Regions from separate parts of the Homo sapiens genome. Here region 1 is linked to region 2. Evidence: chromatin contacts called from ENCODE Hi-C data. All regions are on one chromosome and are shown on one strand. The core of a region is the stretch at or near the end of the contact, and the rest is flanking DNA. Distances in the headings are between cores, read along the strand shown. Region 1 holds the start of SFMBT1 (Scm like with four mbt domains 1). Region 2 holds the start of RHOA (ras homolog family member A).

The links. Hi-C counts contacts between places; a loop is a spot of excess contacts on that map. Pooled maps may share reads with other maps.
Region 1: a map of B cell shows a loop between it and region 2 (11-fold over the local background). The contact joins the promoter of SFMBT1 here to the promoter of RHOA in region 2. A Hi-C loop is called at or near these places in 2 of 168 maps with a recorded cell type or tissue (B cell and naive thymus-derived CD4-positive, alpha-beta T cell) and 3 of 50 pooled maps.

The regions. Positions count from the first base shown.
Region 1 is chr3:53,041,341-53,048,818 of GRCh38, forward strand. SFMBT1 (Scm like with four mbt domains 1) reads right to left here and starts at 4,733. Exons shown (of 21, transcript NM_016329.4): 1 at 4,476-4,733. RefSeq lists silencers at 3,772-4,061, 4,422-4,481, 4,582-4,901, 4,952-5,061 and enhancers at 5,049-5,550, 5,551-6,050.
Region 2 is chr3:49,406,334-49,413,914 of GRCh38, forward strand. It overlaps RHOA (ras homolog family member A), which reads right to left and starts at 5,643. Exons shown (of 5, transcript NM_001664.4): 1 at 5,487-5,643. TCTA (T cell leukemia translocation altered) reads left to right here and starts at 6,090. Exons shown (of 3, transcript NM_022171.3): 1 at 6,090-6,307; 2 at 6,723-6,777. The coding sequence starts at 6,094. RefSeq lists enhancers at 4,790-5,764, 5,663-5,957, 5,893-6,302 and silencers at 5,083-5,172, 5,183-5,462, 5,523-5,822.

The DNA of each region.
Region 1 (7,478 bases), core at 3,483-5,982, 3.6 Mb after region 2:
TCCTCCCCCTTTTGAAAAGTTTAAACATGAATCTGCAACAACCTGACCACATTCTTTCTATTTTAAATCATTTTCCGCGAGGCGCGGGGGCTCATGCCTGTAATCCCAGCACTTTGGGAGGCCAAGGAGGGTGGATCACCTGAGATCAGGAGTTCAAGACTAGCCTGACCAACATGGTGAAACCCCATCTTTACTAAAAATACCAAAATTAGCCAGGAATGGTGGTGCATGCCCATAATCCCAGCTACTTGGGAGGCTGAGGCAGGAGAATTGCTTGAACCCAGGAGGCAGAGGTTGCAGTGAGCCATGATCGTGCCATTGCACTCCAGCCTGGGCAACAAGAGTAAAAGTCTGTCTCAAAAAAAAAAAAAAAAAAAAAAAAAAAAAAAAATTCTTTTCCAATGAGGTTAGTATCCCCTGAAGAATGGGAGACTCCTATCAAAATCCCACTCCCCAAACTCTAATGGTTTAAAATCTCGCAAGTAACCAAAATCCCCACACACTTTTATCCCATTTAATAACTATGTATATACAGAAATATTATTTTCAAATACAAAATATCCCAGTTAGGTAACGAATGCTATATACTAAAAGAAAAATACTCTGCCATAAGGAAGTTGTATCATTTACTCATTACAAGTTCTTTTATTTTATGTTATTCCAAAATATTGGTTATAAGCCAAATAATCCAAGAAAGCAAAATTTTGGAAAATTATAAGAGAAAAAATGTAACATTAAAAATATTAAAGATGTAAAATGTCTGCCTAAATAATGGCCTTTTGGTTTTTGGACTGTATCTATTTACTTAATGTGAACATAACATGACGCCAAAATAAAAAGCCAATGAAGTTTGTATAGTTCATCTTTTCTACAGACTTTAGAGTTAAATGATACCTGCTGCTACACCACCATTCCACAGCTAAACCCAGTCTAGGTATCACTGTGAAAGCAAAAGTATACTACAGAAGCAGGAAGATTATGGATAGGCAAATCATACTGGGTTGGTTGGTTTGTTTTTTGAGACAGTGTCACTCTGTTACCCAGGCTGGAGTGCAGCAGTGCAATCATAGCTCACTGCAGCCTCGAACTCCTGGGCTCAAAGGATCCTCCCACCTCAGCCTCCTGAAGAGCTGGGACTATAGGTGCCCACCACCGCGCCTGGCTAATTTTTTTATTTTTTTGGAGACACAGGGTCTCCCTTTTCTTTCATCCAGGCTGGCCTCGAACTCCTGGTCTCAAGCGATCCTCTTGCCTAGCCTCCCAAAGTGCTGGGATTATAGGCGTGAGCCACTGTGCCTAGCCAGCAATCATTTTTAAAAGGAAAAATCTGAGTTTACAACAAAACAGCAAAAAAAGGAAATTCCCTTTCATTGTGTATTTTGTTTCTCGTGTATCTCTTTAGTTGCTTCTCTTAAAAATGTAATAGATTTTAAATTAAACAATCTGATCACATAAAAGTCAAGAAATTTAAAAAGAGCCACAAAAAGAAACAATGTATCAATAATAGCTAAGTCATCAATTACTCTCTTGGCTAATGAGGCTGTGAATCTTGGGTGGAGTGACCAAATCCAGCTTAGTTGCTGGTCAGTCAGTTGGCTGGCTAGCTTAACACGGGAAAGACAGAATTATTCAGCGAAATCATTTCACAAAAGAAAACCTTTTAACTTTGTGGACTATTCCCCATGGATCCCTACACCACAGGCCTTAGAACATTCCCAACTTTTATCACACAGATATCTTTGCAGTAAAAAACACAAGCCTTTGTTAGGAACTAACAAAATAAGAATTCACTTACAACATCTAACCCATCTCCTTTACAGTAGGAACAAGAAAAGGCACAAGACGACATTGGTGAAGGAAATGCAAATTGTTGCAGCATTTGCTTCAGTGGAGAATATTTAAAAGTCCACCTTCCTAGAAAGAGGGTTAATAAAAAAAAAAAGGTATCTTAGTCATGCTGATTTTTTTAATCACACCTGACATAATTTTTAGTTAACCTTTTGTTTTTGCTTTCATTGTTGCACTTTAAATGATTTGATAAACCAGCTGACTATCCTGTATATATAAGTCAACTGCTGTCATTGAAAAGGTTGTTAAAGCTTTACGCACACATTCTTAATTCACTTAACTTTAAGAAACCAATTTTCATTCAATTTTCTCAGCAAATTCTAGGCATTAAGAAACTGATTCATCTACTGACACCTTAAACTCTAACTTGTTAGGAAAATTCATGATTCATTCTTCAAATCTGTTGTCTACAAATATATAGTACCTATATTCTAAAAATGGGAAGTCATAGATTAATACCATTGTCTGTGAACATAAGGACTCCCAAGAACTACCAATCGTAACCTGCAAAGTATTGCCCCCACTGAAAAGTGACCTTCTAAGAAGTTCCTCAGGACAGAATTTTAAGTTATTCTGGATTACAAAAACCCTAAGAATCATTATAAAAGCAAAGGGTCATGGCCAACACGGCCATAACTCCAAGTTTACATACAAGCTATCCTCAGTTTGTTAGTATTGCCCCTTTAACCCTCAAAAGGGTCCTGTTTTGAGGCAAAACTCATCTGTGGTGACAGAAGTCAGAATTGTGGTTGCCTTGGGGAGGGGGAATGTGTTTACTGAATGGAAAGGATACAAGGCCTGAAAATGTTCCATATCTTGATCTGAGTGTGGTTATCAGGGCATATACATATATAAAAAGTCATTGAATTGTACCCTTAAGATCTTTCGGTAGGTTATACATACCTCCATAAAAATACATTGTTAAAAATCTATTCAAATAATCATATAAAACCATTCTGGATCTAGCTACCAAGATGTTTTTTCCAAATGAATTTTAATAAAGACACACATTGCGAGCACTTTTATGTAGTACCTCTCAAAATATACACTGTGATTTCTAAGAATCTTTCAGTTAAGAAAGCCACCGAATTTTCGAACTGAAAGCACCCCCAAACATCATCTGTTTATCTTAATGTTGCAAATAAGGAAAATCAAAGCTACAATGGGTAAGAAATGTGCCCAAGATAAGGCAGTTAGTCAATGACAACGGTAATAACAGAACTGTTTCCTGATCTCTGGCCGTTTCTACCAGGCCGTAACTTTTCTGACATCGCAAACAAATCTTAACTCCGAATCTACCTACGGCCTAATTCAACAAATGCCTCAAAACGCTAGTCAACAGGCCTCAAAGTGTACACATGAAGACACATCTTCCTTCATCCTCTCGCCAGTTGACAAATTAATGATTACACGTTCAGGCATTTTACCCAGATGCAATAAAATTAAGAATGACATCTTAGAAAATGTGGTTCAAGAGAAGACATACGCAGGGATTGACAAAATCCATCTTACTTCCTTTCGAATCTCTTTGATGGTTACTTGGTTCTCAAACACAGATCACTGCTAACAGGACTCAAAAACACCACTTGGGACCATCAACCAGTGCTGCTTCGGGCGACCCGCTGGGAACACCCCCACCTGACCCAAGCGTCCACCACTCCTTGAGCACAAGCTCTGGGGGTGACCTGTGCCTGCCGGCTTAGTTTTAGACCCTACGGGAACAGCTGACATCTTGTGAAAAACTTAGCATAACGTACATCCTTTCCGCGGGAATTTATTTCTGTTCGCACAAGGCGTTTCTGCTCCGCACAGAGCAGGCCTTGCTTCCCAGGACGCCGCTCGCCCCTCCACAGCCTCCTTTTCAGCGTCCAAAATCGGACTTTAGGAACAGAAATCGAAACGGTCGCGGACCTCCCGAGCGGCAGGTCGGGGCGCTGCCGGGTCGGCGCGGGGTCCAGCGGCGGTGCCCGGCGGGCCGCGGCGCGGGAGAGGCCCGCTCACTTCACAACGGCGGCCCGGAGCCACCGGTTGCGGCGGCCACTAGACGCTCCGCCACCGCGCAGCGACCGCCCGGGCCCTCCGAAGTTCCGACCGGCCGCGCGCCCGGCCCCAGCTGCGGGTTCGCGCCCCGCCCGGAGCGAGCCCGGGGGGCGGGTCCGCGGGGGCTCGGCGGGCGGAGCGCGGGGCGCGCGCGGGGAGGGGCGCGCGGCGGGCCCGGCGCGCCGGGGAACTTGGGCGCCCGCCACTGCCGCCGCCCGGCCACTTTCCTTTCACGCCTCCCGCGGGCTGACGCGCGCCGCGCTGCCTGCCAGGGGCTGACGGCCGCCGCCGCTCTCCGCCGCGGCGAGGCGCCCAGGCGCGCCCCTGCAGCCGGCCGGCCGGCGCGCGGGACCGCGGGGCCGCGCGCGGGCGCCGCGCTCCCCCCGCCCCGCCCCCGCCCCCAACGTGCCGCCGCCGCCGCCCGTTGGCGCCTCAGCCCGCGCGCCCGCCGGCGCCCGGCGGTTTCCCGTTGGCAAAGTTGCGCGGCCGCTTCGAAGGGGACGCCGTACGGTCCCCCGCCCCGGCGCCGCCGCCGCCCCTCCAGGCCGCCGCGCGGGAAGGCCCAGCCGGTGGCCCCGCTTTTTTACCTGCCCGGAGTTTTCGCGCGCGCGCTCGCTCGATCGCTCGCTTTTCCCCCTCTCGCGCTCGTTTTCTTTCTTTCTTTCCGTCTTTTCGCTCCCCCGCGCGGAAGCTTTTTCCTCCCGTGCTGCCCGCGCTCGCCCGCTCGCGCCCTCCTTCCTGCTGGGTTCGGCGGAGCGGGGCGGCCGGCAGCTCTCCCCGCCCCCCTCCACCCGCGCTCCGGCGGAGGCGGCGGCGGCGCTCCGCGCTCCGACTCATTCCAATATGGCACGGACGCAGGGCGCATGCGCCCGCGCCCCCCCACCCCCAGCTCCGCGGTCCTCCAGGCAGCCTGCGCCCCTCGCGCCGCGCCCGTGGAGCTCCCGGGCCCGGCTGCCCCGCTCCCGCCCCAGCGCCATCCCTCCTGGCTGGGGCCGCGCGGGAGGCAAGGACTCCGCGGGCTGGTGTGCCGGGGGTCCGGCGCCGCGGGCCACCCACGCCCCCAGCCAGCAACTCGGCGCGGACGGCCCCGAGGCCGTGGCGCAGGACACGCGGCGGCGCCTCGGGCCCCCGACGGCGCTGTGGCCCCGAGCGGAACGGCCCGGAAGAGGAGACGCGTCCCCGGGAACCCAGTGCCCGCCCTGGCCCAGCCCCGATCCAGCCTGCGCCTCACCTCGGGTTGTAGACAGAGCGGCGGGGATCCCAGAGGGGTTCGCGGGTCGGACCTGGAGTACCGGCCCGGCGAAGCGCGCCGCTGTCGCCCGCACGTGACTGGCTCGGACAAGATGGCATGAGCGGAGAAGCGGCCGGATCCCAGATGCGCGCGTGCCGCCGCCGCGGGCACTGCGCCCGTTTGCCTGCCCCTCGTCGGGGATCGGGCGCTCCCTCTGAGACCTGAAAGGGCACCCAAGTGCCCCCTGTCTGCGAAGTCCGGCGCGGGCCCTTCGGCGCCCCCGATGTCTCTAGGCTTCCGCAGGAGGCGCCCTGTAAATCTTGAGTCTTCCTGCAGCGAGGGGGCACAGGACAGCTGCGAATTGGGACGAACGAGCCCAGAGCCCCGGGAAGGATCAGAACCTCGAAGGCGGCTTCAAGTCGGCCCCGCAGCCCGAGGTGACCGTGGGCGGTTACGTTGCCCGAGCTCGCCCCCTCCTCCTGAGCGCAGGTGCCCGTGGGACATACACCCGCCCACCTGCTCCGGAAAGTTCCCTCCAGAAGGGAGTTCCCGCGCCACCGAGACCCGGGAGCTCCCGATCAGACTCCCAGGCCGTGAAAGGCGTTATCGGACAGGGCCCAGAGGCGCCCCCACAGCAAGAAGAAAGTCTGGGGTTCTCACCGTGTGCCAGGTGCGAGCTCAAGCCACCTCCCTCAACCGCTCTGAGAAATATCCCACTTCACAAACTTGCTCAAAGTCACGCTGCTGGCTGGATTTGAATCCAGATTTTTTTTAGCACCACTGAAAAAACAATATGACAACCGGAGAAAGAAAAATCTAAAAAGAATACAGTAATCCATATTGTTACAAAGAAATGCAACTTTTCACGACATGAAACATATATATACTGTGTATAGTTGCAACCACACTTTTTTTGTTACTACTTTCACTACCATTTTTATTTGTTCACGATTCATTTTTAAGGTGTGCAGGTGTCCTTAACTATTCACTCAGCCCCCTAATGTTTTTGGTTCTTTACGGTTGTTTGCTAACGTATCCTTGAATTCTGCACTTGGGACAAATACCTGGGAGTGGAAAGGCTCCCAGGTAGAAGGCTATGAATGGCCAAGTGGTCTTGGCTTACAGCGTCATATTTTTCCCAAGAGCTGCCCCAATTATTCTACCGCCTCCAAGGAACAAGTGTAAGGAGTTTAACACACTTATAAACATTGAGTGCCATTTCCCCCCTACTTTAATAGTCTATTGCTAGTTCAAGGTTACTTAGCATTTCTTAGGTGACACAACATTCAAAAATGAATGTTTTTCCATGCATTTACTATATGCATTCCCTCTCCTGTGAATAATCTATTCATATCCATCTTCTGGGGACTTGAACCTCTTCTAACTTTGAACAAGCATTTTTTTATGTTACAGATATTACTTCTTTGTCGTCATTGATGCAAATATTTTCTAGCCTGTTGTTCTTTCTTGTTTTATTCTAATGTTCAGTGTGTCATTCTAATGTTTTAATTGCTTCAGTGCTGACAAAGTGAGCTTTCTGCTGCCCATCTGATAGTCTTTTTTCTGCTAGTTTTGTACAATTTCATTTCATATTTCATTCTCTGATGACTATCCCGATTTTATTTTGGCTTATTTATTTGGAGTAAAATATGGACATAACTCACTACCACTGTCATCGGTTGTTATTAATTCTGCAGTTACCATTTATTAAATAATTATTGACCAGACGTGGTGACTTACACCTGTAGTCCTAGCATTTTGGGAGGTTGAGGCAGGAGGATCACTTCAGGCCAGGAGTTTTAGGCTGCAGTGAGCCGTGATTGTGCCAGTGCACTCCACCTGGGTGACAGAGCAAGACTCCATCTCAAAAAAAAAAAAAAAGGCCGGGCGCCATGGCTCACGCCTATAATCCCAGCACTTTGGGAGGCCGAGACGGGTAGATCACGAGGTCAGGAGATTGAGACCATCCTGGCTAACACAGTGAAACCCCGTCTCTACTAAAAATACAAAAAAATTAGCCAGGCATGGTGGCGGGCGCCTGTAGTCCCAGCTACTCCGGAGGCTGAGGCAGGAGAATGGCGTGAATCTGGGAGGCCGAGCTTGCAGTGAGCTGAGATCGCGCCACTGCACTCCAGCCTGGGCGACAAAGCGAGACTCCAACTCAAAAAAAAAAAAAATTCCTTTGTTTAGTAAAATCTACTTTTACGCTAGACTTTCTATTTTGATTAATATATTTCTGAATTCTCCATTTCCTTCCTTAGACCTCAGTTTGAGCAAATACCATATGAATCTAAATATTGGTTCTTTGGAATAGGTTCTAACATATGAAAAGGCTTGATTCCCTCTCATGCCCTTATGA
Region 2 (7,581 bases), core at 4,393-6,892:
GGATACAATGGCTAGAAGAATACAGTAAAATAAAAATGTATACATAACAAAAGTTAGAATGCTCAACCATATACTTGAAGTCAAAACAAGCAACTTTTTTAAATCATGGGACTGAATCCTTGTGCTTTAGAGCAGCTATAAGCTTCAGAAATTAAAAATCTTGGCCAGGGTAGCTCACGCCCGTAATCCCAGCAGGAAGCTGAGGCGGGTGGATTGCCTGAGGTCAGGAATTTGAGACCAGCCTGGCCGACATGGTAAAATTCTTGTCTCTACTAAAATACAAAATACAAAAATTAGCCAAGGGTGGTGGGCAGGTGGTGGATGGCACCTGTAATCGAGCTAGTGGGTAGGTTGAGGCACGAGAATCGCTTGACTCACATCTTTAATCCCAGCACTTTGGGAGGCTGAGGCAGGAGGACAACTTGAGCCCAGGAGTACAAGATCTGTCTGGGCAACATAGCAAGACACCATCTCTAGTACAAAAAAAGAGAAGAAAAAAATAAAGCAAAAAAATTTTAAAAACAAATCCTTAGTGGCTCATGCTTGTAATCCCAACACCTTGGGAGGCCAAGGTGGGTGGGTCACGGGGTCACGAGGTCAAGAGATCAAGGCCATCCTGGCCAACATGGTGAGATCCCGTCTTTACTAAAAATACAAAAATTAGTCGGGCATGGTCACACACACACACCTGTAGTCCCAGCTACTCTAGAGACTGAGGCACGAGAATCGCTTGAACCTGGGAAACAAAGGTTGAAGTGAACAAAGATCACTCACTGCACTCCAGCCTGGGTGACAGTGAGACCCTGTCTCAAGAGAAGAGAAGAGAAGAACCAATGACTTCAAATAAAATAGGCAGAAGTCACTAAGTCAAGGAAATTAATATTATGAAATCCTTTCCGTTTTTTTTTTTTTTTTTTTTTTTTTGAGTCTTGCACCGTCTCCCAGGCTGGAGTGCAATGGCTCGATCTCTGCTCACAGCAACCTCCGCCTCCCAGGTTAAAGTGATTCTCCTATCTCAGCCTCCTGAATAGCCGGGATTATAGGCGCCTGCTGCCACGCCCAGCTAATGTTTTGTATTTTTAGTAGAGACAGGGTTTCACCATGTGGCCAGGCTGGTCTCAAACTCCTGACCTCAAGTGATCCACCTGCCCAGCACTTCCAAAGTGCTGGGATTACAGGCATCAGCCACTGCTCCCAGCCAGGAATTCCTTTTTATATTTGTCCAAATTATCATATTAGTTTACTATTTAGTCAGAATGGAATTAGATCTACTCCTACTCACAGTGATTCTAGTTTTTTTTTTAATATCAGATCATGTCATTCCCTTTCTAAAGAATATCTAAATGACTTCTAATCTCAGAACAAATCCAAAGAATTTCCCATGTCCTAAAGGCCCTATATGATTTGGCCCCTGCCCACCTCTCTAACCTCTTTTTACCTCCAACTTTTCCTTTCACTCCACTTCAAACTTACTTCATTGGCTGTGTATGTTTTCCTCTTTCCCTTCACTTAAATTTAAGATACTATCATAAATATGCTTAAATATGGCCAGACATAGTGGCTCTCACCTGCAATCTCAACACTTTCAGAGGCCAAGGGGGGCAGATCACAAGGCCAGGAGTTCGAGAACAGCCTGACCAACATGGTGAAACCCCGTCTCTACTAAAAATACAAAAATTAGCTGAGCACAGTGGCGCATGCTGGTACTCCCAACTACTCCAGAGGCCGAGGCACAAGAATCACTTGAACTAGGAGGCGGCGGTTGCAGTGAGCCGAGATGGCGCTACTGCACTCTGGCCCGGACGACAGAGTGAGACTCAGTCTCAAAAGAGAAAAAAAAAAAAATATATATATATACACACACACATACACACACGTATATGTACACATATATATACGTATACACGTATATGTACACATATATATACGTATACACGTATATACGTATACACAAGTATATATACATATACACACACACACATATGCTTAAATATACATACTCATCCTCTTCAAAAAATAAAATCAAGCTAAGTTTGGCATAAACTGCATACTGATTGCAATTTAGCAAGAGTATTTGATGTTTTTCTTTATTATTAGCTATAAAAATGTATTTGGATGAAGCATCAATAAACTGAGACCAACACCCAGAACGAGCAGCTTCAGTGCCTGATTTTCAGTCACATGACTATCGTAATTATGAACATACCAAGGCCTTCACTTAATACTACAGCTCCACAGATTAAAGATGAGGGATTTTATAGTAATTACAAACTTCAAACCGTCTTGGAAATTTTAATCCCACAAATGAGCATGTCCCCAAAGAGCCCCATGTATAGCAAGGCATGTAACATTAAGTTCAAAATTTAGTTATATTAATGTGTAGTTACAAGCAAACAGTTCCATTGGGCAGGTAAACAAAGGAATAAACTAAATGGCAGAGTCAGACAAAATACTTAAGATCCTTTTTTTTTTTTTTTGAGACGGAGTCTCGCTCTGTTGCCCTGGCTGGAGCACAGTGGCGCGATCTCAGCTCACGGCAAGCTCCGCCTCTCGGGTTCACGCCATTCCCCTGCCTCAGCCTCCAGAGCAGCTGGGACTACAGGCGCCCGCCACCACACCCAGCTAATTTTTTTTGTATTTTTAGTAGAGACGGGGTTTCACCGTGTTAGCCAGGATGGTCTCCAGACCTCGTGATCCGCCCGCCTCGGCCTCCCAAAGTGCTGGGATTACAGGCATGAACCACCGCGCCCTGCCAGGATCCTTTTAAAACTACAAATATGGGTGGGCGTGGTGGCTCACCCTTGTAATCCCAGCACTTTGGGAGGCCAAGGCAGGCGGATCACCTGAGGTCAGGAGTTCAAGACCAGCCTGGCCAACACGGTGAAACCCCATCTCTACTAAAAATACAAAAGTTAGCCAGGAATGGTGGTGGGTGCCTGTAGTCCCAGCTACTCCAGGGGCCGAGGCAGGAGAATCACTTGAACCCAGGAGGCAGACGGTGCAGTGAGCTGAGATCGCGCCACTGCACTCCAGCCTGGGCAACAGAGTGAGACTCCATTTCAAAAATAAAAATAAATATAAAACTACAACTATATGGCCAATTTTAAAATCCAGTGACTATGTACTATTTATCATAATCACTAGTAACCACAATGCAATTAAACCCAAGGTGCTGTCTACAGAAGGCCAGCAGCTTCAAATTAGCTCTCTTAGAAGCTGATCAGTCTTTCTTCTCAGAGTTAACATATATCTCTCAGCTCTCTAAGACAATTAAAAAGACGCAAACTAGCACCTTCTCCAGTCACTGCATGGACTCCACCCCATGGACAAGAAACACCTGAAGAGCTACCTGTTTTTACTCTCCTAATAACTTACACCCCCATATGACCAGAATAAACTTTTAAAAAGCAGTTAACTGACAAATGGAAAGAAATCAGGACTACGAAAATACTCCACCACCACCACATGCATGTGCACAGGGAATTGTTTACTTGATACACGCAGTACCCCAAATCAACAGTCAAAAGTGCCCACAGTTAACTAAAAATATCTTAGCCTGACCTAAATATCTTGGTTTTGAAGCAGTAAAGTGTAGGCCTTGCTCTAGAAGTTGGTCCCTTAAAAAAAAATCCAAACAAAGCCATGATTAGGCCAACCAGGGACCCTCGTACATTCATCTATCTCCCTCAATTGAAGGCAGGACCATCCAGTTAACAAGGGGAGAGTGCTGTGTAAGCTAATGAACCGAAATTTTTTGGCAAATGAACAGTTTCTCCCAAACTATTCACCATCAACAAGGTTTAAAAGAAGAAACAATGGAATAAGCTAGAAGTCCTGAATTTTAGCTGACTCTGGAGGCCAACTGCTTGGGAGTAAATGGAGAATACCTTAACAGAGCAGACAGTTCTGGTCTGCTCCTGACTAGATAGGTAACCTTGGGAAATTTACTTAAGTCTCTGGGACTCAGTTTGCTCATCTGCAAATGGGGTTGGACAACCAGTCCTGAAAGATTCCTCTTAGATCTAAAACTCAAGAACTACACAGTATTCCTACTCTCTTCTTCCCTCCAACACAGATTTTTATGAGAACAGAGAGGATAAATCTAGCACTAGACTTTAACTCAAACCAAGGTGCACCTTATATATTTAATGTCCCCAAGAGCCATCAGTGCTCCACAAAAGTAGATGGAACCAATTAAGACAAGTTATCCAGAGATCCTTCAATAAGTCATTCTTTACAATTAAAAACTAGTTTTTCAGTCCAATGTCACTTGTGCCAAATGCTCAAAACAGTATCTCCGCCAATCTAGCCACATCTAAGGTGACAATCATCCGCATGGTACACATTACACATCTGGGTGATACTAAGTGGTTGAAAAATTCTCTCCACATACAACATTTTAAATTATGGAAGTTTTTTGGTTTTTCAATTTTTCTCCTTCAGAAAGGCAGAGTGAAATATCTACTTACACACCTGCAAGAAACGTTTAAGACTTTCTTCAAGACAGAACCAAACAAGTCAACAACAGAGGTAAAAATTTAAAATCAGAACTATTAAAAAACACAAGTGGAACCAACTTTGAGGTAAAAAGGATTCCAATTTTCCACCGTAAACTACTAAACAAGGTTTGTGAACAAATCAACTTGGATGCGAATAGCGCTATTCAATGAAGACGACCCGTAACTGTAGATCCAATCAGTAACTAAGGTACAGATATTTAGATCATTCCTAATCAATACAGCGACTTCGACTAAGCAACATTGCATCTATTTTCATGCAACATCGCTTAAATCATTTACAGTTTTGTGTGTTGTTTTTTTTTTCCAAATGGAAAATACCCCTTTTCCACTCAAAACAGACCCCAAAGCTTTCAGACGAGTTCGGGCGCGTTCCAGGTGGTATGGCCGTAGATCATACCCCTAAGCGTTCAATACAATCTTTTACTTACTTACACAGTCTCCAACAAGTCTGCATTAAAAGAAAACCTACCCAAAGTGTAACTGGACTTTAATCAATATGAAACAGTGATTGTCGTTTCTCGTTAAACGTAAAAAGCAAAATGGAGTTGTAAAGAGTTTCTTTCCCATTTCAACTCCGACAGCCACGCGCGCTTTCAGCGGCCGGCTACACTGCGCGGTCGCGGGGCCCGGCCCAAAGCCCCCGCCCTGCCCGGCGCCGCTGGGAGAGGAAGCTCCGGGGACCGAGGGCGGGCAGGCGGGCAGCCTGGGCTCCACCAGGCCCGGCCGGGCGGGGGAAGGGGCACAGGAGACTACCGGGCGCGCTTCCGGGGACTGCGCGGGCGGGGTCGCCGCTTGGGGCGCGGGGCCCGGGCTGGGAGTCAGGTCAAGGGTCAGGGGCCAGGGGCGGCTCGGCCACGAGCAGCCGGTGGGGCGCGGCCGCGGCGGTGCGGCGGCCTGCCGGCCGGAAGAGTACCGGGCTGGCGGGCCTGGGGCCCCGCGGCGCCTGGAGGGAACCCTTCCGCTCACCTCAGGCAACGAATCCGAGTCCAGCCTCTTCGCGCCGGGGACGCCGGTCCGCGAGTCGCAAACTCGGAGACGAAGGCGGGTAGCTGAAGACCAGACCGTGGACTAACGAGAGAACCGACGGAGGACCGCGGGCGGCGGGAGGGTAGCGCGAGAGAGCGAGGGCGGGCGGCGGCGGGAGGGCGGGGAACGACGTGCGCGCCTCCGAGTGCCCAGCGGGCTCGAGCCGGCACAGGTCGCGGCCCCGCGCACGCGCGCGCACTCACAGCTCATCCACTATTGCTCAGGAGCCCGTCCACGCCCTAAAAGCAAAACCCTTAACCAATCATTGCAGCCGCGTGGGGCATCACGGGAACTCCGGGGCTATAAAAGACCTGGTTGCTATTTTGTACTCCCGGAGTCACTCATCCCTTAAGCAAGCAGGGTGGGGTTAGGTGCGCGTGCGCGGTTTTAATACTCCTCCCCGAACTGCCAACTCTTCACGCACGCGAAGTAGGCCCCACCCTGGCTGGGTTTACGCGTGCGCACTAACGGGCCTGGTCCCGGAAGACCACACGCGTGCGTGGTGGGGACTACGGTGACAGTACCCCGGGTGGGGCGAGGGCCAGTCATGGCGGAGTCCTGGTCTGGGCAGGCCTTGCAGGCTCTGCCGGCCACGGTGCTGGGCGCGCTGGGCAGCGAGTTCTTGCGGGAGTGGGAGGCGCAGGACATGCGCGTGACCCTCTTCAAGCTGCTGCTGCTGTGGTTGGTGTTAAGTCTCCTGGGCATCCAGCTGGCGTGGGGGTTCTACGGGAATACAGTGACCGGGTTGTATCACCGTCCAGGTGAGGCTTCCTACGAACCTCCGTGGGCTGGCCGCCCCCGCCCCCACCCTCTCCCGACTGTACCATTGGGTTCCCCACTATCCTGCAAGAGGCTCATCAGAACTTAACATTGGTTCACGGCCTTACTACCCTGAACGCATCTGACCTCGGAAGCTAAGCCAGGTACTTGGATGGGAGAACTTAACGTTGTGCCCTGACTCATGCCACCATACCATTTTACGCCAGAATCCCCACCAGTCCACCCATCACATTGTATCTGTTCCTCAGAACTCTCACCTGGCAATACCATTAGTCCCTTAGGACCCTCACCAGACTTCACCAAACAATACCAGTGGTCTCTAACCTGACCTGGGCTGATGCCTGCTCAGATTCCCACCCCAGCCTTCTGCAGCTCTGGATGTGTTTCTGCCTCCAGGTCTGGGTGGTCAGAATGGATCCACGCCTGATGGCTCCACGCATTTCCCTTCGTGGTGAGTAAATCTGTCCATACCGCAACCCCATGCTTGGCATTCCAAGGACACTCCTGTGCTGGTGACAGAGAGGGGAGTTCTCAGGCTTTAAGCCCACCAGCTTAATGGCCTTTGCAGCAAGCTTCAAGTCTGCACGTAGAGCTCAGGCTTCAAGTTAGGGTGACACCAAGGTCTGGACAGTCCATCATCATGCTGTTCAGCAGCCTGTAGGATAGGTGGTGGTATTGTCATAATTTCAGAGAGATGAAATGACAGGTTTGTTGGATTCCACTCTGCACAATCCCCTCAGTTGGGAAGGCAGTAATCTCTGTCCTGAGCACATTGACCTCATCAGGGTCAGCCTCCTCTTCTGCAAAACATGCGCTCACTAATCAGGGCATTCATTCAGATAATCTCTGGGCCCCTATCACGTGATAGGGGCCACACGAGGCCCAGAGAACAAAGACAACCCGGGCCCTGCTCATGGGGAGCCAGGGATTTATTAGGGGAGGGCGGCAGTGCATGGGGCAAGGGTGGTCAGGGAAGGCTTCTCCCAAGAAAGACACCTAAGCCGAGATCAAATGCCACAGGGTGACAAAGTGTACCAAGCAAAGGGAATGGATTGAGCAAGGCTAAGAGGGAAGAATACGGGTGACATATTAGAATAGGTAAGACTGTGATGCTGGAGCTTGAACGTGAGAGCTTGTTGGACCCTGGGAGCCATTGAAAGACTAACTCAGCAAGGCTGTGGTCTGATCTAATTTGCCTTTATAAATGCCTACTTCATGGCAAGTAGATAAAGGGGTCCAAGAGTTAGGGCTAGAG